Regions from separate parts of the Homo sapiens genome. Here region 1 is linked to region 2. The links are chromatin contacts, found by Hi-C in ENCODE. All regions are on one chromosome and are shown on one strand. Each heading gives the region's core, a stretch centred on a gene start or an enhancer-like site at or near the end of the contact. The rest is flanking DNA. Distances are from core to core; before and after follow the strand shown.

Region 1 (3,656 bases), core at 325-2,824, 2.6 Mb before region 2:
ACCCAGGCAGGGCAATGCTTGCAAGCAAAGAATACCAACTATCTTGCCATTGCCAACGGCAAATGGGTAACAGCGTGGCTTTGACCCAAGAAAACTAAAGGGAAAAATCATGGCAGTTGTACCGCTTTTGTAGTGTTTATTTACATCAACCACAGGGTTATCTCTAGGAATGGCTTCACACTCATTAGAGATCTCTTTTCTTGATTAGTGTTGTAGAGATACAAACAGTTCATATTATGAAATTCGGTTTTGATAACATCAATTTGAATATAAATAGCTAAACCATAGAGTTCTTGGCCTTCTTAAAATGAATACGTTTCTATAGGCATTGCTTAACAGTGTATGAAAAACCGTTTCTGCAGTGGCTATCAGTAAGTTACAAGGTTGAGACGGTCTGGGAGGCCCTAAAATGATCCTGGTCCGGCGAACATAGAGGGAAGAGGTTTCAACACGCAAGCGGCTAAGGCTAAACCAAGCTTGGCTTATGAGACCCTTGGAGTATTTACTGTCATTCCTGTAATAACCTTCTTCATCTGAGCCTGAAGATCTGTGCCCTCTCCACCGCCCACCTCCAATCCCAGACTGGAGAGCAATTCCGCTTCCTGCGCACAGAAGAGGAGGCTGCCGGTCCCAGGTGGCCGGTGCAGATCCTCGGTCTCTGCAGAGCGAAAGATTTTGGTCTTCCTGCAGTCCTGCCTAGCAGTCTGCAAGGCGGCTTCCAAGCACAGAAACGACAGGATTGATCAAAGTCGGGGCAGAGACCTCGGAATACAATGAGTGCTTGGACTCCAGACTCGTCCCAAACCTAAACTCCCAATTCCTGTTCAAAAGGCGGTACAAGCCCAAATCCCAATAAAGCAGAAGGGCAAAGGAGCAGCGCCAGGGAGCCTTTCCAAACAAACCCCACCATCAACCTGCCACTGGGAAAACGCCCACCGAGCCCTTAGCGCATCTGCCGGGGTGATGCACCCACCGAGGTCCCCGCAGCGCGGGCAGGAAAGCTTTGGTTGCGGCGTGGGGAGCCCAGACGCGCGGCGCGCAACCACATCTACCCTCCGAGCCCAGGCGGATTGGGGGGGTGGGAAGGGGACGCTGTGAGCCACTATTGGGGAAGCCGGGGACCACCGCAAGCAACCCCCCGCCTCAGCAGAGGAAAAATAAAACGCTGGCAACAAGTGGGAGGTGCAGCCCCCATGGTCAGGCCCGAGGGGCCGGGCGCAGGCAGAGCGGGAGAAGGCAGACACAGGGACCCGGAGCGCGCCCACCCCCGCGTTCAGCCCATCCCGCCTGCGACCCCCGGGCCGGCCAGGGGCTGCGGAACTCCCGTCCCCGCACAGCCCAGGCGGCGCCGCCGCGGAGACCCCCGGGGCCGGCGGAGACCCCAAGGCCAGCCGCCCCGAGGCCAGCCGCCCCTCCAGCGCACTCACTGCTGCATTCGTCGTCCGCGCAGAGTTTGTGCTCCGAGAACCGCCGGCCAGTGCTGGGGTCCAGCTGGCCCGGCACCCGCCAGGGCAGCCGGAGCACGAGCAGCCAGACGAGCAGCCCAGGCGCCGCAGCCATGTTGTGGTCACCTCGGGGAGCCGGTGACGCGGAGGAGGAGGCCGGGGCGGGCGCAGAGGGGCGGGACGGGGGCGGGGACGGGGCGGGGACGGGGGGGCTGGGGCGGGGGCTGGGGCGGGGACGGGGCGGGGACGGGGGCGGGGACGGGGGCGGGGGCGGGGGCGGGGACGGGGCGGGGACGGGGGCAGGGACGGGGGCAGGGACGGGGGCAGGGACGCGGGCAGGGACCAGGCGGAGCGCCGGGGGCATGTGGGAAGACAAGCGCAGAGGGGCGGCGCCCGCGAAGGTCTGAGCAGTTTCCGACTGACACGTCAGCAGAGGCTCTAGGAGGGATGCGGGAGACCTCCAGGAGGAGGACTGACAGCAGCCTCCTCCTCTCCTCGAAGCCTTCTCCTCTGGTCGCTGCCGTGGCAACCAGGACTCCCTCGCCCAATCACCTGCCTTTGCCCCAGTCCCTCGCAGCACCTCCGCGTGACTCCATTCTTAGTTCACCCCTCCCCGCGCGCTTGGGTCCCCCAACCCTGCGCCATCTCAACAGGTCCCTTCTGGCGCCTTCTCGCAGTTTCTGGTTTGTGGCCTGTCCCGAACCAGCCCCCCACTTCACCCCGCTACTTCACCCCGCTACCCCCACTCTTGGCATGGTACCTCCTTTTCTGAACTGCCAAATCCCACCCGCGATTTGCCACTGTTAGTCTCTGGTTTCAGGCTCCCTCCTTTTCAGCCTCCCAGGGCTTCCTTGGGGGCACCATCCCGTGGTGCTCTTTGATTAAGAAAGGGGGAGGTGAGTGGAATAGGGGGCTGAGGATATAAATCAGAGCCCGTGGCCTGCTTGGTCGTTGATAGAAATGGGTAATGGTCCTTGGGCTGAGATCTTGAGATTCCTAGATCTATATCCATAGGAAAAAAGTAAATTAATTTAATAACAGTGTGATGAGCTTCCATTTTATACTTATTTCATGCCAGAATTAAGATTAATCTTCACAACAATCGCACCTTAGAGTAGTAGGTCCTATTATGATCCCCATTTCAGAGATGACTACCTTAAGGCATTCAAACACCTAGTGAGTGATGGAGCTAAGATTCAAACCCAGGTAGTATGCTCCTTTTTAATCACAGCTCTGTAAAGCCTCCATCAAGCAACAAGCAATTTTTGTACTTTCTTTCTGAGCAGGGAAGCAAAATCTTATTTAAATCATACTATAACTGGATGATTTATATGTGCAGTTAAAAAAGCGGGGGACTGCATGAGCAGGTCAGCCCAGAGAAGAGTGGCTACAATGCTCTCCAGAAGAGTGGCTACAATGCTCTCCAGCCCTGGTTGAAGAACTTGGCATCTGTCTGTGACCAGCAGCTTCTCATTGCAATCTCTAAGGTTACTCATCAACCTTGAACAACAAACCCAGCAGCTGGTTTCCCAAACAAATCGTATTACTTAAAAGCAAGAAGAAAGAATGTGGCTTGTCTGTGCAATCCATTATATCGAATAAGGAAAAAACGGTAAACAGATGCTCACAAATTTTTGTCTGTAGGAGCCGTGAGAGTTCCTACTGGGCCAATGTAATTCCAATGCTGTCTTGAGAAATATACATTTGGTAAGGTCACGGACAAGCACTTTCTATCCAAGTAGTAGTTCTGTTCATTCTTCATTTCTTTTCTACTGTGTATTTATTTGTTTTAATATCTTAGATGTGTCTAATAGGCATCTCTAACAATATGTTGAAAACCAAACTCTTTATCTTTTTCTCTCAAACTCTGCTCCTTTCGGTCTTCCCTATTTGAGGAATAGGAATGACAATTTAATTCCTATCTTCTAGGTGCTTAAGCCAAAAACATACAAACCATCCTCGACCTCTTTTTTCTCACACCCAAGTCCAATCCATCAGACAATCCCATGTCTTTTTTAATAGCTTTGTTGAAGTATAATTAACCTACAATAAATTGCACATGTTTAAAGTGTACAATGATAATTTTTGACATATGTCTACACCCATGAGACCATTACCACAATGAAGTTAATTAACATATTCATCAACATCACCTCTGAAAGAGTTCTCATGATCCTTTATAATCCCTCCCTCCCTTGTCCCAGCTGTCTT
Region 2 (3,411 bases), core at 353-2,852:
CTCATGGGAGATGTAATCTAAGGGGCCCTCCCTAATGAAAACAAGGATGTCTTGGGGAGGTTAAGAAAAAGTGTAGGCGAGGATGTGGTTGAGATGGTTCTTGGAATCCATCCCGGGTCCCCGTACTTTAACACCAGCCCTTGAAATATGGGTGCAGCTCACACACACGAATGTGTGTATACACCTTGGAGTATCTCTGGAGCTCATGCATGCACGTCCGTCACAAAGGATTTGAAAGGGAGAATCAGATGAGACGCTGAAAAAAACACCTGTGGACTCCATGATTGGGGGCGGCATCGGAGGGTTTTTTTGTTTTGTTTTTTAGATCAGGTCTCTCCCTGTGTCGGCCAGGCTGGAGGGTAGTGGCTACTCACAGGCAAGTCCACGGCGAGGCCACTACAGCCTCATCTTCCTGGGCTCAGGCGATCCTGCCTCAGCCTTCTTAATAGCTGAGACTACAGGAGCGCGCCACTGCGCCTATCTGCAGTGATTTTTTGTTTGTTTTGAAACGGGGTCTCAGTCTGTCGCCCAGGCTGGAGTGCAGTGCCGCGATCTCGGCTCACCGCAACCTCCTCCTCCCGGGTTCAAGCGATTCTCCTGCCTCAGCTCCCCAAGTAGCTAGGATTAAAGGTGCGCGCTACCATTCCCGGCTAATTTTTGTACTTTTAGTAGAGACCCCCGTCTCTACAGTTTCACCATGTTGGTGAAGCTGGTCTCCAACTCCTGACCTCGAGATCCGCTCGCCTCCGGCCTCCCAAAGTGCTGGGATTACAGGCCTGAGCCACCGCGCCCGGCCTCTGCTGTGATTTTTTTTTTTTTTCTTTTCGAGAAGGAGTCTCACTCTGTCGCCCAGGCTGGATGCAGTAGCACGATCTCGGCTCACTGCAACCTCCACCTCCCAGGTTCAAGCGATTCTCCTGCCTCAGCCTCCCAAGTAGCTGGGATTACAGGGGCCCACCACCATGCCAGGCTAATTTTTGTATTTTTAGTAGAGATGGGGTTTCACCATGCTGGCCAGACTGGTCTCGAACTCCTGACCTCAGGTGATCCGCCCGCCTACACCTTCTAAAGTGCTGAGATTACAGGCGTGAGCCACCACGCCCGGCCTGCAGTGATTTTTAAAGAGTCTTTTATATTTCCTTTAACCATTATTTTCAACACGCAAATAACTCTTGAAAATACGTTCTTGTTTTGGAAAAAAAAAAACGGGGGGGAATGTATAAAATAAACAACGAGAAAAACTTCTCCCATTCCCAACGTAATCATGGCTATCGTGTGTATGCTTCCAGGACTTTTCTTTTTACATAAAGACAGTGCATGCTTTTGTTTCGTGCTTCACATAAACGCCTATCCCATCTTAAAGATGGTTTTACAACCTGCTGTTTTACGACCTGCTGACTTGACGAAGTGTCGTAAAGTCCCGTCCACTTCAGCGTCTTTCCCACCGCAGCACGAAAGGCCACGCAGGCCGTTCTAACCCTGGCGGCCAAGAGGAGGGGTAGCAGGCTCTGGAACCTGCGGGCGGGGACGAAGACGGCGCGCGACGATGTCGCACCGCGGCGTGCGCGGTGTCGGCAGTAGCTGCGGCGCAGGGGCGGAGCGAAGGCTGCGGCGGCGTCGGGTACGCGCACACGTTGCATCTTCTTCCTTTCGCGGGGTCCTCCGTAGTTCTGGCACGAGCCAGGCGTACTGACAGGTGGACCAGCGGACTGGTGGAGATGGCGACGCTCTCTCTGACCGTGAATTCAGGAGACCCTCCGCTAGGTAAGGGGCCGAGACCAATGACCTGTGTGGGTTGCATCAGCCAGGGAGGGTGCAGGGCGTGGAAGGTCGCTGCGCCCCGGCTTTGCGCAGTGGTGGTCACCATCTGGGATGTTGGACCTGCCCCTCGCCCCAGAATTGTACGTGGAGGAGGCTCCGCACCCCTCGCCCCGTGTCCCCGGCAGGTGCATCTGCTCCTGAAGATGGTTTTCCCGGGCATGGAGGGAGGCGCAGTGTGAGCCCGGGCTAGACAACACGAGACTCCGCTTCGGATCTTTTTCTCAGAGGGATGAACTCCCAGTCAACTCACCTCTCCCTTTTTCCCCCGGAGAGCGAGAGTTGCTCGTGGAAATAAGATTTTAAAACTTAAAATCCAATAGTCGTCGCTTCTCTTTTAGCATTTTTCCCCCAACTCCTTTTCTTACCTCCTTTCCTGTCCTGTCCCTCCTCTCAGGAGAAATCCTCAGTTCACTTGAGTCAAATTTTCCTTACGTTTTATCGAGTTCAGAAGAAATAACCCAGACGAGCATATTAGCATTTAGGATTTCAACTGAGGCTGCATTTATTTTTAATTAAATGTGGTAGGGTAATTGGGGAAAACACCCAGGTACACTGTAGACTGATGCGGTTGCTTTTACTGCACCCTGTGGATGTGTAGTAAATTTCAGAGTAAACATTGGATCTGTCACCTTACTGACACATCTTAAGTTCTGTTTGGAATTATTTTTTCGACATGACCAAGATTATTGTTGGTAGATTGCTTAGAATTTCTGCTTTTTCATTACTTTGGGAAATTACACAGAAGAATTTAAGTAGTTTGCCGATTTTTTTTTTTCTTTTGAGAGTCAGGGTCTTGCTCTATCGTCCAGGCTGGAGTGCAGTGGCGCTTTCAAGGCTCACTGCAGCATCGAACTTCCGGGCTCAGATGATCCTCCCACCTCAGCCTCCTTAGTAGCTGGGACTACAGGCGCGTGCCACCATGCCTGGCTAATTTTGTGTTTGTGTCTTTTTTGGAAAGATGGCGTTTCACTGTGTTGCCCAGGCAGGTCTCAAACTCCTGGGCTCAAGCCATCCTGACTTGGCCTCCCAAAGTACTAGGATTACAGGCGTGAGCCACAGTACCCAGCCTGACCTAATATTTGTTAATGCATATGTATGATAATACACACACAGTACTTTCTAATGTTGAAGAAGCCCATACCTTTATATACAGTTGACCACGTGGGGCTGATGAAATTATTCATTATATTCTCAACTTTGGTGATGTTTTAAGGTTGTTGAACAAAAACACAACTTAATAGCCATTTTAAACATTTAAAAGATGGTAATGTTTTGGCATATTGGTTGCAGTAATGGACTAACCGCACAACAAATCAATGAACTCTAAAAGGAATGGGTTTGATTCCTGAGCTGGAAAGGCATTAGAGTGCCTTCATGATTGAGAGCAAAGACATTTGGTTTCTGCAGACCTGAGTCCAATCCTGGCTGCCACTTACTAGTTGTGAAACCTTGACAAGTTCCTTATTTAGCTTCTCCCATAGTTTCCTTGTTTTAAGAAAGGGAGAATAATGTCTTCCAGATAGGATTGGTTGCCAGAGTTAAGTGAGACTATAGTTAAAGCTCCTGATACTGTTTTTTTTTTTTTTTTTT

What was found. A loop is a pair of places that touch in the nucleus more often than their neighbours do. Pooled maps may share reads with other maps.
Region 1: a pooled map shows a loop between it and region 2 (10-fold over the local background). The contact joins the promoter of MIA3 here to the promoter of EPRS1 in region 2. A Hi-C loop is called at or near these places in 6 of 50 pooled maps.

What each region holds. Positions count from the first base shown.
Region 1 is chr1:222,616,015-222,619,670 of GRCh38, reverse strand. MIA3 (MIA SH3 domain ER export factor 3) reads right to left here and starts at 1,574. Exons shown (of 28, transcript NM_198551.4): 1 at 1,428-1,574. The coding sequence starts at 1,560. RefSeq lists enhancers at 534-593, 874-1,756, silencers at 1,277-1,536, 1,707-1,776 and a cis regulatory region at 2,582-3,164.
Region 2 is chr1:220,044,696-220,048,106 of GRCh38, reverse strand. It overlaps EPRS1 (glutamyl-prolyl-tRNA synthetase 1), which reads left to right and starts at 1,602. Exons shown (of 32, transcript NM_004446.3): 1 at 1,602-1,764. The coding sequence starts at 1,719. RefSeq lists enhancers at 1,391-1,460, 1,521-1,850, 1,892-2,449.